2 separate regions of the Mus musculus genome follow, and region 2 is linked to region 1. Evidence: chromatin loops called from intact Hi-C (ENCODE). Cell type or tissue: left cerebral cortex. All regions are shown on one strand.

Evidence for each region. Hi-C counts contacts between places; a loop is a spot of excess contacts. Peaks named below come from ENCODE experiments on the same cell type or tissue, not always from the same donor. Only the 100,000 strongest peaks of a DNase experiment are listed, where the experiment ranks them.
Region 2: it touches region 1 in a loop (2.8-fold over the local background); 2 of 42 quality-filtered maps call a loop at or near these places.

Annotation. Positions count from the first base shown.
Region 1 is chr2:124,605,233-124,613,232 of GRCm38, forward strand. It overlaps a transcript of Sema6d not described here. Among named protein-coding and RNA genes, the nearest start is that of Sema6d, 44 kb to the right of the region's middle. In left cerebral cortex, CTCF peaks have their summits at 286 (motif pointing right), 3,479 and 4,878; DNase peaks (open chromatin) are centred at 3,535, 4,653, 5,087 and 6,925; H3K4me3 peaks cover 3,989 bases; H3K27ac peaks cover 3,368 bases.
Region 2 is chr2:124,715,247-124,723,246 of GRCm38, forward strand. It overlaps Gm34484 (a long non-coding RNA gene), which reads right to left and starts at 5,722. Exons shown (of 5, transcript XR_003953897.1): 1 at 5,618-5,722. In left cerebral cortex, no CTCF peak of the experiment used is centred here; DNase peaks (open chromatin) are centred at 4,660 and 5,669.

The DNA.
Region 1 (8,000 bases):
TTGGACAAGCCTATTATTACAGCTGAACACTAATAAGGCTTACTATTGATTTTTATAGCAGAGTATCAATTTCTTCCTGTCCCCCATTCGGAATGCCTTCCCTCCCTCATATTTTAGCTGTGTAATTTGTAATAACTCCATACATCTGATGTTAGGAAACTGTCTATTTCGCACCCTGACTGAAAAACAAACAGAAAAAGCAAAACATGTATTTGGAAAGATATAAATTACCCAGAATCCCATTCTGTTTTGTTTATTTGTTTTGTGTTGTGTTTTTAGCCAGTAGGTGGCTCTAGTGGCTTCTGGCAACAAGTCACATTTTGTGCCTCTAATGGCTGGACACTTCTATAGAGAGAGAATTTGGTGATGTTGAAATGATCAGAGAAACACTATCCTATCACCCTAACCAGTAACACAGACATTTGCAGCTTAAACAGTGGGGTTTATTTTACTATAGATTTGCATGGGTTTAAATAAATCTTATTCCTTATAGCTTACAAGTGACTCAGACAGTTGTGTGGATGATAGGATGTATATAATGTACAGATAAAAGGATGCTTAATGCTCATCTTTTGTCTGTCTTCAAAAAGACCTAGCAATATTAAAAGCTGTGGGGAAAAATAGTATTTGAAAGCCTCCAGTGTCCATGCAGTGGCTCCTGTGAAAGCATTAGTAAAAGTAAAGTGATTGGTTTGTTTCCAAAAATGCACGGTGCATTTTCTTTACACAGAGCAAGTGGCAGAAATTATTCATGCTAAGGTAGAATAGTAATCAAAATAAGTATTTTTTTTAAAAAAGTAAATTTTTATCATTCCAAATATGGGCATGGCTATTGCCACACTAGCATAAAACAGCAATAGAAATGAATTATGTCAGTAAAGTCTTGAGGCTTAAGATTTACCATGATAAATATTTTTCATTAAAATGAAATATCTTGGCAGAGTCACTTTCATATGCAAACTCTTGACACAAGGAGGCCAGCTGTGTCTATGCAGATGCAGAGACGTGGGTCTGTATTATTAATGATTTATTATGGCATGGAGAGCTTAGATTAGTTTTGAAAGCAGTCCCTTGCCACAAAAACACTTTCTATAATGTGTGAGTGTAAGGAATAGGGTGCGTGCATTCCAAACTGAAGTCATCAGAGAAACTGCCTCTCTCTTTGGAATTCTGATATATTTTAAACCATGAAAATCTACATCCTACACTATGTTATTTGTGAAAATTCATGCAAAACATTGTTCCCATCAATTGAATAATAGTATGAATATCTGAATTAAAAGACATAACCCATGCAGACAGGAGTAGAGATAGAACTGAACAAAAATCTATAACACACCCATTGAGTCCTGAGCCTCACATTTCCTGTGAGTCTGAATTGAGTTTCTGATCCAGTTCTGTAGCATCCCAGGATTGCATTGCCTTTGTGATATCTAGAAAAGTATTGTCTAGTGTTTATTCCATGCCTGCTGTACTCCTGGCAAGAGGTTAAACATGTCACCTGTATTATACCTTCCAGTCAGCCACAGAAGCCATTTAAAGTTTTATTAGCATGCTTGTTTTGCAAATAAGGAGACTGAAGCCCACTGTGGTTAAATAAATTATCCAAATCGCAAATCTACTGGGAAGTGGCTGGATTTGAATGCAAACTGTATAAACTCCAAACACTTCATTCTTAGCGGTTGCTATTCAGACCCCACTAAATAAGATGGAGCACACAAAACCTAATTACATGTGCGACATTAACTAAATCACCTACATTTCTTTCTTCTGCTTCTTTGTTGTTGTTGTTGTTGTTATTTTGTAGGTTTCCTCACCTTTAACATGGTGTTAATAATAGTATTTCCCTCATAGAATTGATGCACACTAATATTTTTGAAATGCTTAGAACAGCTTGGCAGATGTTAAGCATGGTATTTGTTTCATAGGTTTAACGGTTTAATAGCTAGTCGTTTAATGGTTAAGAAACTGCACTATTTGATAATTGATACATTTTACTGAGAATCACACGCAGAGATTTTCTGTAGATTTTAGATTCCCTTTTATACTTACAATTCAATTGGAAATGAGTTATTACTTATCATTGATGGGAAAACCACACAGAGAATACCAAAGTGTATTTGTTAGCCAGGTAGAGTCAGCCTTTGGGGGAGGGGGGTGAAAAGTGTGTCTATCCAATTCCTGCCTCACCCGACTGAACAAACATCCTCAGTGGGACTTTAAGACCTTGGGGCACAAAGTCGGTGCCTAGCATGCATTACTATGGAGGGCTATCGAATATAGCAGTAACACGCCTTTCTTATCTGGCCCAGAAGAGAGTATGAGAATGTTGCAGGCTCTGGCGCCACACCTGTTCCACAAGTATTTACTGAGTGTGCCCCCCAGTGCTGGGCACCAGGCCTGTCCAGGAAAGGAAGAGGAGAACCCTGGCCCATTAACAAGTGTCCAGTTGGGAGACATCCTAAGCAAGATAAATTAAATAACATTTCATAACAGAGAAGACAGTCATTCCGGCCCATACAGAGGGTTTGTGGGCTGAGGGTACTCTGACACCTAGACAACTTGTTGTTCAATCAAGAAATCAGAAATGAAGCTGAACCACTTTATAGGATACCAGAGAAAGCAGGAACATCAGGAGAGTGTGCTCCAGTGAGGGGCAGAGTGTGAGCCAATGTTAGTGCCTAGAGTGCAGAGTGGGTGGGAGAACGGGAATTGGCAGAAGTTAACAGGATTAAAGAGCTGAATGGTATGAAGTGGACAGAAATGATGGGAATCAGAACCACTGCAGTGACAGCCGCCTGAGTGCTTTCCTTGGATGCTTTTCTACTAAAGACTAAATGAAGAGTGTCATTTTCCTCTCAACACCCCCCAACTCCCACCCTTCCCCCTCTCACACACAACACAGACATGGTAAATCCTCAAGAGTAATCTTTGACCTTTCTACCCATGTCATGCTCTGGCCTCTCGGCCTCCGACAGAGCAAACAGAAGGATGACTCTGAGGTCCAGGCTGATATTTAAAGTGAAAACATGTAATTCATGGTTTCAAAGGACCCATCAGCATATTCTCCAGCAACCCACCAGACCATCATTCCTTTTATTCCCGGATTTAAAGACTCGGTCTGGGTAAAACTGTAATCTCTGGGTATCTTTTCCTCTAAGGCTGCCCACATGTGCAGGAACCCAATTTATACTGAATGTTGTAACTCACTCTTAGTAATCTCAATGCTCCAGAGTCTCTTCTGCTTCAGCAGAAGGACTGCCTCAAGTTTGAAGCCAGCCTGGGCTAAATAAGCTCCAGGCTAGCCTGAGCTACAACGTGAGATGTTGACTGGGGGTGTTTGTGGGGGGTGGATTCAGGAATCTGAAATGAACCTTTGCTGCTCCTGCAGACATGGGACAACTGGCAAACCTGTCGGGGTGGCCGGTGACTTGTTTCCTCACTTGGCATCTTCACAGGGTGGCCAGTACCACCCTCTGCCCGCAGAGCAGAAAACAAGAAATAACTGCTGGCCAGGAAACAGCCCCAGCTTTCTGGGTCAGAAGTTGGCCAGGGGAGGACCTTGACTGCCAAGTAACTTGCAGTGATGTCAGAGCCCCACACAACCAGAAAACACCAGCCAACCAGGAACAAAAAACTTAACAGCAAAACAAAACAAAACAAAACAAAACAAAAAACAAACAAAACAAAAAAACAAAAAACAAAACCAACACTGAGCTAGCCTCGGAAGCTGCTCTTTCTGTCCCCCCATCCCTTTCTTGTAACAGGAGGAACAGGGTGGGGGGGGGGAGCTTGCATTTTAAAAGGGGTTGTCTTTTTTGAAGTTCCTTTTCAACTCCAGGGCAGTGTTCTTCCTAAATGTAAACATATATCTATGTGCGAGAGAAAAGCAGGAAAAATCATAGACAAGAATATGCTTCCATGCCGGGTCTCTCTTTCCATGGTAATTAACCACACTCAAAGGAAAACCAAAAGTTTGGCGGAAATGCTCTCTTCTTTCTCTCTCTTTAAGAGAGGGCATCAGGGTTGATTCCAGCCACTTAGAACCCTTAAGTGATACATGATTAGATTGGAAACTAATAAACATAGCCCGTTCTTGGAAATGAACTTTGAATTAAGATCCTCTTGTTTGGGAATAAATGATTCTTTTATTTCATTTATGACAGTCCGTACATCTTAAATGATGTCGCTTCAAGGACATTTTCATTTCTCCCACAACGTATTAAACGAAACACTTGCCTGTAAAACCGGCTCATTAGCCTGCAAAATTACACTGTACTGAATGGCTTTCATTCAAAGTGGAAATAAGATTTTTAGTAGGCAATTTCTGTATTTTCTAAAGCTACAGCTATGTTTGATTGCGTCTTCCCAGCTGTTTTACTTGGTGGTTATAAAGATAAATGGGGGAGGGGGCTTGTAAAATGAGCCAAAAAATAAATCCTACACTAGAAAACTAAGTCAAAACTTCGGGGTACAACTGCGCCCATGGCACCACTGGGCTGCAGCAATTTGTCCTCGGGACGTCTGGGGGAGTGTGGGAGAGTAGTGAGGGCGCCTGGAGGAAGGGAGAGGAAGGGAAGGGAGAGGCGGCTTTGCTGGCTACAGAGGCGGCGCCAGCTGGGCGACCCGGCTCCGGGAGGCGCGGGAGGAGCCGCTCGGATAAGGTGGGAGAGCCTGGGCGCGCGGCCGTGCGCGATCAGGGACGCGGCGGCCACCGGGGTCGAGGCCGCGGCGCGCGTGGGGCTCTGGGCGGCGCTGGCCGCTGTGGGAGCTGCAGAGTGGCCAGGGAGCGGAGATCTAGGGGAGCGACTCGGAGATGGATCGAATTACACCATTTGCCGAGCAGCGGTTTGTTTTGCTCGCGCTGGGTCCCGCCGCCGCCGCAGCCGCCGCCAGGGCTGGAGCGAGTGAGTTTCAGGATAGATCGCAAGACGAGACCCGAGACCGTGGGATTGCTCTTTCTGCACACTGTCTTGATTGGCTCTTCTGTCTGACCGTGACAAGCTTCATTTGTCTGTTTTTAAAAGCAGGCTTCCCCATGAGAGGTAAGACAGTCGCCCAAGCTCCGCTGACGCTCTGGGTGCGTGATGGGGGTGGGACCCCGAGCCGGGAGCCCGCAGCGCAGCTGTGTGCGGACGCGTGTGTTTGCGTGGGCGTAGCGTCGTAGCTCCCGGGAGTTCATTGCTCTCCCAAGCCACACGGTCTCCAGCGGTGCCCGAGGCGCCAGGGGAGGTCTGGCTGACCAGTCCCAGCTGGCCGGTGGGCGGCCTGGGGGCGGGGCGGGGCAGCTCGGCCCTCCTCCTAGGCGCACCCCTCCTCTGAGGCGCACCCCTAAGGGAAGAAAAGACACCCTGGGCTGCGAGGAAAAGTTTCTTCTTGGCAGGGCCGGCTCGGCGCCGCTCCGCAAGCCGTCAGGGTGAGCCCGCCTTCCTCGCTGCGGGGCTTGGAGCCTCCAGCCCGCCCGCAGCGCAGCCCGGGCCGCCGGGCCAGCTTCGGCCGGGAGAACGCAGGGACAGCCTGGGAGTGCGGAGCCACTGACTGTCCACGCGGGGACCGTGAGCACCCACTCGCGGGTCTCCCAGCCACTCTCCCCCGCAACTTTGCGTGCTTTGTTCTCTGGCTGAAAAAATGCTCCACAGAAGCGCCATAGACCGGGTCTCCTCCAGGCGGCAAGGGCTCGGCCGGGAGACGTGTTACGCTCTCAGCTCCCCATCAATTATGGATGGAAACAAATAAGGAAAAGTCAATTTTGTATGAGCCGCGTCTTTCGCAGCCAGAGGCGTCTTGTAGCCTGGAGCAGAGGCAGGCAAACCGAGCCCAACAACCAGGTAGGGAAACTTCCAGATTCTGCTGCAATGACCCTCTGTAGAAATCGAGGCAGTAGCTGCCCTGGGGAAATTTGGAAGCGCTTTCAGCTCCCAGTCGGGCGTCTAACTCTTGGGTTCTAAGAACTTGAAGGTGTGGATGCAAGCTGAGTTTGGAATTTTTTCTCATTATTCGGCTACCAGGACCATTGTACTATTTAAATCTAATAACTTGGGATTTTTTTTGTTTTGTTTGTTTTGGTTATTTTGGTGGTGTTGTTGTTTTCTTAAATGTGGAGCGCGCTGGGGAAGAGGTAGGGGAAGTATTGCAGTAGGGTCTGAGTTAGAGCACTGGGGGAATTGGACTGGTCAGTAGTCAACTCCAGCATCCTTAGAGAGGGACCGCACATCGTTGTTATAGATATACGTGCCCCCCCCCGACTTTGTGTACAGTAACCGGACCCCGTGTCAGCCACTAAGGCTTCTTTTCCTTACATGCAACGCTGCATCTGGTTAGTTGTAGGAAAGGTCGAGGGCTACTTCCTCTCAAAACTAATAGCTATTACGAATTTTAAGTCCGCAGTACCAAAATATATGTGTTTCCCCCTTCCCTCTGCTTGATACTTGGTGCAATAAAGTAGAATCTTTTGTTTATTTCAATGCTGAGGTCTCAGGGAAAGAGTTAACGTTTTTATTCAGTTGCTTTAGTCTCTGCCCCTTGAAAAGGAGAAATATTCCCTTTGGAGAAAATCTCCAAGGCTTTTCTTCCAGTATTGTAAAATCTTAGACAGCTGGGGGGAGTGTTTTACTGTCTTTTTGATGGCATAAAACAATAGATTCTGGTGCTGTGTTTATTCATGATGTTAAGTATCTACCCAGGAAATTAACTTCTCTTTAGTAGTGGTTAATGTAGTGAGTGACAGACTCATTCTCTCAAGCTAGCATGTGTTACACACAAGCATTTATCCTGACTTAGATACCTAAACATTACAGATAAGCTCCGAGATTGGGCCTGTATAACTAGAAACCTAAATATCTGAAGATGCACTACAGCTCATTCCTAGCTGAGATTTGCTTTGCTGACTGCCAGGGTTTTTGTTTAGGTCACTGAGATATGCTCCGAGAAGACAGTTAAATGCATGGTCCTGAGATTTCTCTACTGGCAATGCTTAGGTAGAGCAGCAAACCACTAACACTTCTTACTGGAGCCTGCAGAATATTGGTACCCATCTAAGAATGCCACATGGGTACTCATTCTGAGAAGCCTTTCTGAGATGCACTCGAATATGGGCAGGAATACTGTGATGTCTCCATCACCAGGCATCTGGTTAACTTGAGTTTGATTTAGATCTGTGGGCATTTTGCCACCCCTCCCCCCTTCTTTTGATGCCCTCTAATAGTACCCGGCACCATCTGGTCATGCCTCCCTTGGTTTGATGGATTTGAACGATGGCTGTGACGTCAGCCATAGTCCTTAGAGTGAGGGCAACTTAAAAACCCAGAAGACTTCGGTTCACTGGCCTGCTGCACAGGAAAGGCTCTGTCCAGTAACGAGTGTGGGTAAGTGGGCCCCTGTGTCCTGTCTGGTGGTTTCAGTTCCTTGGAAGGCCATGAGCAAGTAGCTTGGATTCAGAACTTTGATTCCAAAAAAACCCCTCATGATTGTTGAAGACTTAACTGCGTCTGAGGGAGCTCTTCCTGCTGCTCTGTCATAATGAACCGTGGTAATTAGCTTAGTCATTGTTCTTGCATGTGAGTCTCACTAAGATACAAAGGGTGAAAAATGCATCTGAAATAGGGTCATTTTTCACTCTTCGGATGCACTTCATGCAGGACTGAGAGCCGGCCGGGCTAGATGCCTGACCAGGGTTAGTGCGACCCTAGGAGACAAACTCCTACCCTGACACGCTGCAGGACAAAATGCTATCTTTTATTTCTGTTAACGGTCTGTAAGCTTGCATAGACTAGATTTACTTCTAGAAGAAGCAAGAGGCAGTTGAGGTAGGCCAACCCATCTGTGTTCATTGAGTACCTGTCATCTGCAAGGAGCTGTAACCATGAGCCAACACCCTGTGGCCAGATATGTTTTTGTCTATTTACCTTGAGCAACACTACTGCCTAGAAAACCAGATCTGGGGGGGAGGGGGCAAGAAATATAAATATATGTCTCCTTTTGTGTAAATTGCTCTATGACCA
Region 2 (8,000 bases), 110 kb after region 1:
GGAAGGAAGAGGGAGAAAGGAGAAAGGAGGCTGGCTACCATGGCCTTTGACAGTTTTTCTTGATTTTTGCTAAGAAGTACAAGCATGCCGTATCCTGTCTGTGTTATTTGTTCCGAGTCATCTGGTCCAGTCATACTATTCCAGAGGTCAGCAGAATGAAAAGGCATTTCTCTAAGTCTAACATGTTAATGCTAAAATGCCAATTGTTAAGTGAAATTATATTGTTTCCTCCCACCCTAGCAAATATGTCTTCATTAAGTAAAACTGAAAAAATAACTATACTACTATGTTTGCTAGTCCTTTTTCTTGTTTTTTTTGGGGGGGGGAGTGTAGTAGATGGGTGATTGTTCTCTCTCTCTCTCTCTCTCTCTCTCTCTCTCTCTCTCTCTCTCTCTCTCTCTTCCTTCCTTCCTTCCTTTCTCTCTTTCTTTCGTAGTACTCAGACTCAAACTGACATTCAGTTTTAAAATATTGCTAGGAGTGGTAAACTATCTCAGACAAGTGAATGCAATTATTTTTATTGCTACAGATGTGCTTCAGTATATAAATTCGCTATTGAAATAAAGGTATGTCTAACTTACTGAGTATAATATTTATACTTTGGCAAAATCCTATATTGTTTTTATATAATTGTGTCCTCATGTGTGTCTCACTGTTAGTAAAGTGACATTGAATCAGAAGTGTGACACACTGGTGGCTTTTCTTGTTCTTTTCATCACAAGTACACTAGCAATTTGCATGCTTAGTTTCATTTTTTAAAATAAATTTTATTTTGTATTTTGTTCTGAAAACTACTGAAGATCCAACTGTTGGGTCCCATATGTATTATTGACATCTGTCACCTCCTGTTCTAGGTAGGTTGGGATGTAGGATGCTAACAAGGATGCAGGAGTTTAGCCATCCTAAAACTTGCCTAGGGGTCAGACAGAAGGCTCAGTGACTAAAGGCGCCTGCTACCCTTGCACAGGACCTAAGTTCAGTTCCCATCACCCATGTGACAACCCACAACAGTCTGTAACTCTCATTTCAGTGGCTCTGATGCCCTCTTTTGGCCTCCTTGGCAACCAGGAATGCATGTGGTACTGAAACAAAAACATACACACAGGCAAATCACCCATATACATAAAAGAAATTAATTTAGTTTATTTAATTTACAAAAACCTACTGGCTACCACTGGCAGAAAGTATCCATGATTGAATATCAGAAAAGATGATTAGATGACTCCCAGTCATCTTAAATTCCAGCTCCAGGGGACTGAGCTCTTTTGACATCTTTTGGCACCTTCATACATGTGCCACATGTTCATACAAATACATTTAAAAAAATGGGTAGGCAGTATCATTTAAATTTGTTGGTTACCATAATGCATGTCTGTAAAAATTTGCACCAGTGCATGGGACCTCTTGTCTATAAAGCAGCCTCTTAGCACAGCCTAAGAACATCCCAGTTTGGAGTCAACATCCATTGTTCCTCCAACAGCACGAGAGCAGAAGAGTCTCCTGTGAGCCAGTTTCCTCCTCTCTCCACTTCCAATAACATGAGGTGGGCATAGAACCTGGACCCTCTGCTCCCCAAGGCGATGCTCACTGGTTGAGCGATAGTGTGCTCCCTTTCAGAGGGTTCAGACACTGAGAGAGAGGGATCAGAATATGTTGTTCCAAACATATTTATTTGACATGTTTTCAATTGCCTATTGTAATTCCAGATCTCAGCATATGCAGGAAGAACTCTGAAGGGCTGTCCTTTTGGAAACAGAACTCTAAACATCTCTAGGGCAGTGATAGCTTAGCAAGAATTTTTCCCCCCACAGGAAGAAGAGTAGAGATCCAACACCTGGCCCAGTTAGAGATGACCACAGGTGGCTGGCTGGGACACTTAGCTCCATCACAGGACACCCCTTGAGGCTGTCCTCCTCCTCTCTGCAACTGCTCAGAGCATACTCTTACTTCCAGCAGCCCCATTGATGTCCCTTTGTTTATCCCTCTTTAATGACCAGCTACTGTCTGGCCCCTTTGGATCCCACACTTCTTCTGTGACTCCCATACTCAGACATGTTGACAGCTGTTACCGTTTTTTTCCCTGTTTATCTATGCATTGTCAGCTCAACCCAAAGACTAAAATTATTAAAATTTCAGAAGGAAAAGGGTAAATCTAAGACATCCCTGCACCATTGCCCACCACGCAATTCCTTTTGTCTCACATCTAGCCTCTGCACAGCCACCTCAGGCACAAATTGTGACATTTTCTGTCCCAGCATCTTCCCCTGCCTCTTGGCACCCAGCTTCATGACCCTAGGTGCCTCCTGTGTGTTCTTTCTTTGCATTATCTTGTCTCCCCTCCACCACCACCACCCTGCCCCCTGTCGCTAGCTGTCATTCAGCTCTCCACATTTCCTGGGGTTATTATCCAGAAGATAACACCAGTCTCACTTGGGGGTGCATTTTATTTCAATAGTGCGTACTTCAGACACATCTTCAGCACCTCAAAAGAATACACCATAAAAATGAATTTTATGCAGGTGACCCTATCTGGTAGGACCCACCATATCCCAAAGCCAGGAGGACTTGGGGAGCTCTGGCTTTTTTGTTCCTTCTGTTACCTCCTTACTCACAGCCTGGTTTCCAAATCAAAGTTCACACCCATCTCCCCATCTCCCCTCCAGACTCCACCTCAGCTTGCAGCCCTTCTGCTACTGTGCCCCAGCCCGGAACACCTTTTGTGCTCACCTCAGCTTCTGGCAAGTGTGCTTTCCAGTCCCATCTTCTCTGACTTCCCTGAGTTTTCTCTAAGTTTGGGGAAGACAGGCTCCACGTTTTCTCTCAGTCTTATGTCCCTTCCACACCCACATCCTTCCCATTCCCTGTGAGACTTCAAAGGCAAGCCTTATGCACTGTGCCTTCTTGGTGTTGGGAGTGAGGGTTGTGGTTGACAGCTTTGATGCAACAGGGACTATTTGGTTCTCAGCCCAAGCTTTGGTACTTTGGCATCCAATTGTTTGCTTATTAAAAAAAAAAAAAAAAAGATGCGCTTTGGGCTAGGGAGCTGGGTCAGTTGGTAAGGTACTTGCAACAAGACCATAAGAACCTGAATTTGGATACCTAGCACTCATGTTAAAACCCTGGCACAGACAGAGCTGCACACCCAGAGGCTGGAGAGATAGAGGCAGGATTATTCCTGAAGCTTGCCAGCCAGGCAATCTAGAAAAGTCAGTGAGCTGAAGATTCACCAAGACTCTGCCTCAGGAAACAAAGTAGATAGAAATAGAAGAAAATACCACTAGCCTCTGGTTTTCAGAAACAAGGAAACACCTGTACACATGTGCCTGTATACAAACAATAGTGACACTTACCTGGGCCTATCAGCTCGGGACTGTAAGCCCAGCTAAATGTGAGGCTGAGGTGATGGATCACAAGGTTTGAGGCCTACCAATGCTACAGTGAACTCAGGGACAGCCTGGGGAACTTTACACAAACTTTGTGCTTAAGCAAAAAGCACAAAAAGTCTGGGAATATAGCTATATGGTAAAATACTTGCTTGGTATGCATGAGGCTCAATCCCCAGTGTGACAAGAGGACAGACAGACAGACAGAGACAGAGAGACAGACAGACAGACAGAGATAGAGAGAGAAGTAACACTAAGTTCTTGGCATTAATTAAAGTAACACTAAGTTCTTGGCATTAATTAACTCCGTGTGCTTGGCCAAGCCAGTTATACTTCTCTGAACCTCTATTTCCTCAAATGGGTGTGTGCTAAACCCATTCCCATCAACAGACTGTTATGTGAGCTATGCTGAAGACTGTCAGGAATGAATATTTCCTTCATGATATGATAAGAAGAGTGGGTTGTTTTGGAAAGCACTGTTGACATAAGTTTGTGCAAATAAATGAGCATTCCCATCTCTGCTGACTCACATGGCCGGCTGAGAACAGGAGTTTGCATGGCAACCTGAGAGGGGGTGAAGGGCGTGCTTTCCAGGGCTTCACGCTTCACGGTGGGAACGCTATGCCCACTTCTCCGGGAGCACTCAGCACAGCTGGCCACTCCCTCTACTGCCTGAGACAGTCAGAGATGAACTCTCTGGACAACTGCGGGCTCAAGGATGGTTATCAACGCACTGGGGACAGCATCGAGTGTGTCTTCCTCTTACCTTTGTTCATCATTGAAGCTGAAACCTAGAAGAAACCCTAAAGGAAATGAGAAGGAGAGAGACAAAAAAGGCCCGAAGCACTTCCCCTGGACTTCTGTCTTATCCAGCTCTCGGGAGTCCTAGGGAATACCTGCTTCTAAGTCAGTGAGCGACCTTAGACATTGCCTCTTCTCTCTCCCTAGCCTTCCCCTTCACTCTACCCACACTTTGCTCCTGAGCTACACTCTAAGGCTCAGATCCCTGACCTAGCAATGATCCTAGCCACACCTGGAGCTGTAAGAGAGGCTGACAATGTCTCCCAGCTGCTCCTCTTCCCCAGAAAACTGCCTCTGAGGACAAGAATCATCTTGCTTTAAAGGGTAAAAGAAAAAAAAAAAAAAAAAACAAAACCCTCCTCCCTAGAAATGTGCAGCCAGCAGGTGTGAGAGATAAGAGCCAAGTTCCTTGCCTAGAAGGCAGAGCTGTGCGGACTGTGGCCTGTGTTCTAGAACCTTCCTTCCATGAATCAAAACACAGCTCACCCACACCCTCCCATGTCCTACCCTGAGTCAGGCTCTGACTAAGAAACACCGCCTGCTTCGTTTCTACTTTTCTCTGACATCCTCTATATCGCCTTTGTAGAAAATCCACTTTAACTAGAGCGCAGGTTAAGTGTCTGCTCACTCAGGTTGAGTGTCTGCTCAGCCACACTTGGGAGGCGGATCACTAATTTCCGGGTTGCTGGCCCTAGGTACCTGACAAGAAGCACAGTAAGCAAGGAAGATTTATTGTGGTTTATAAGCCCAGGGCAAGGCATGGCGGCGGAAGTGTAAGGCAGCTGGTCGAATTGTATCTAAGGTCAGGAAGCAGAGAGCAGACAGGAAGTGGGGCTAGACGGTAAAACCTCAGGCCCACCCTTCCAGGGGGTGCCCTTTCTCTGTACAGGGTCTACGCACTTCCTAAAGGTGCACTTCCAAAATACCACTGCCAGGTAGGTGACCATGTACTCAAGCATGCGGGGGGGCACTTCATATTCTAACCAGAGGGGGTTGCACAATCCTGACATGCTTGCCTATAGTTGAAGGCTCGCACATCAAAAGGCAGAAGTGAGGTACTGCCTAAAGGAGGGGCACTGGCTTTGATTTACAGGGACTCCTTTGGCTGAGTTCTTCCAAAACTCCCTTTCTCAGGAATAAGTCGGTTTAGCTCTCTATGCAGTTTACCGCTCTGCCAAATGGGGGAAGGGGACAGATTAAACCTTAAAGTCTCTTTCTATTTTTTTTTTTTCATTCTAGGATTTTGTGACCGATTTTTCTCTTTCCATTTTGACTCAGGGGGAGCGCACAGGAGCGATGTGTGCCCTTCGGCTCAGTGACTCCCTCTCTGTCACCCCAGCAAGGAAGCCCCACAAGCATTGCACTTCGGGTATTTATTCAGCACATAGTGCTTTCAAAGAACCGCTTTTGAATAAAATGGTCCAAGCACCTACTTTTTGGTGGGAAGCTGGCAGCGGAGCTTGCTCATTTCACTCTGGCAACCACTCAACATCCGCTCTTCTTGGCTTTCTGCATTCATAAAATGATGTGAGAGTCTGCTGGAAAAGACAAAACCTGCTCAGATCAGTGCAGAACTCATTTGTAAAAAGGAGGGCGCTTGTTGAATCAATCGTAAGCCACATTGTTCATTTGAGAAGTGAGGAGTTCACTTGCCTTGCTTTTTAACTTCAAAACGTCTTTGCATCCAGTCCTTGTTCTGCCTTTCCTGACGCTCTTGTAAGATAGCATTTTTTTTTCCTACTTGGAAAATGAAGAAACTAAGTCAGAGTGTGGGTGTGTGACTTGATTTTAAAGTGACAGAGAATTGATGTCACAAGCAGGCCTGGAGCACAATGCTTACTTAGTTCTTAGCTGCCAGAATTCAAGCCTGTTACATGTCACTTCAAGAGAGTCTAGAGGTGGCATATTTTCTATGCGAGCAGTGCCTCAGATGGTGGGTTATTGTTACACAAAGAGGAATGGTATATAATAAAAAACTTTTGAGAGACACTGGGTTATGTAGAATTCTTGAAAATAAGGCACATGGGAGCAAGAGCGATGGTGCAGTGATGAAGAGGACCTAGTGCTTGCAGAAGACCTATGCTCAGGTCCCAGTGTGCATGTCAGGCAACTCCCAGGAGCTGGAATTCAAGGGAATCTGATATTCTGGCCTATTTGGGCATTGCACAAATATGTGCAAGCGTGTGTGCATGCACACACACACTTACAGGCACTTAAAATGAATTTAAAATACTTTAAAAATAATATACCTCGGTGCCTTGTTCTTGAAGCCTTCTGCTCAAGGCAGTGTATATAGTGTCCTTGGCCACACAAATCTGACTTCCAGAGGACATTGCATCCTGATATTTATGGTACTCACAGTTGGGCTAATTGAATAACTTCTGGTACCAGATAGATAGAGCCTATTAGCTCAACTATTAGAGCAAATCAGTGCTCTAATAACCATGTTTTCGAGGTGGACTGTGGGCACACATGTGAACCAGTAAACCCTGATTGGCTGCAATGTTATGTGTGATCTCCAAACATTTTGGCTTTGCGAAATGTATTCACAAAGGACTTACAGTCACTCTGATTTTATCGTGATAATGTTTCCAGTAAGCTGGATGAGTTTTGAAATATCCAACAGTCTGAGAAGTGAAGGTACAGCAGTTCTGACACAGCCTGCACTCTTAGTTAGAGACCTCATTCATCCTGCTTCTCCTGAGCAGTTCCATGACCCTCCAACCTTCTATGATAATAAGTATTTGGTTCTCCACATATAACAAAATCCCAAGGCTAACTGTCATCTCCATGCAGATGCTAGAACTCTTACAATTAAATACTGAGTATTTAAGTTGGAATCAGTTTATGGCTCTTTCCTGATATCTGCTCTAGACCTTGATTTTGACCAAATTTGGACATCAAATTGCCTCTTCTCACGGATAGCAGCTCAGGTGCCCTCTTTGGAGCTTCTTATACAAATCCCTCTCATTTGGAGGAGTAAATGGCTCACTCAGAAGGACTGAGTCACAAAGGCTGGCAATGGAAGTATGTGGGGATTAGCATCAGTGAGACATACCTGGTGAGCAGAGAAAGGAGCAGAGAGACATCAACAGGCAAACTGCCCCCCCTTTTCTCCCTGATTCCTTTGCAGAGCAGAGGAGCCCCTTGGCACATACAGAGCCCTGCAAGTAGCCAGCTGGTGTTCTTTGCACACCTGGGGCTGCCTGAGAAGCCACTGCACTTCACTCGCTTTGCCCGCTCTCGTGACACACTCTTTATACCCCCATGGTCTACCTCGGTGAAACACCAGCACTTAGACACTGCCTTAGGTCTGCTCTAGGGGATCTGGCTGATAATTCTGTTTGTTCAAGGGTTTTGCCCCTATTGAAGAAATCATACCTTATAAACAAAGAACCTTACTCTGTCAACTCCTCATACAGCACTTCTCCTTACCCAGTTGAATATTTGGATTTATTTCTTACAGTTTTTCTTCTTTTATATAAGCTTGCTATGTAGGATAGGCTGGCCTGGAATCTGAGATCCTCCTGCTTTAGCTGAGTGCTGGGTTTGGGGCGTGTCACCACACCTGGGCCCTCTGGAAGGTAGGAAAATGCTGACAGTTTGCTGTTTATAGCCTTGTGTTTGTTTCTATCGGTTCTAAAATAGATCTGTTCCCACATCTTTTGTGTTAGCGACAAATGTAAAAAGAGTCCATTACAAAACCAATTACACTCTAGACAACATATTGCTAGATTTCATCATCACTGAGGCATGAGGAGATCATGACCTTCTGCCCGAATCTTGTTCAAAGGATGATCTGTATTCTAGCAAAGA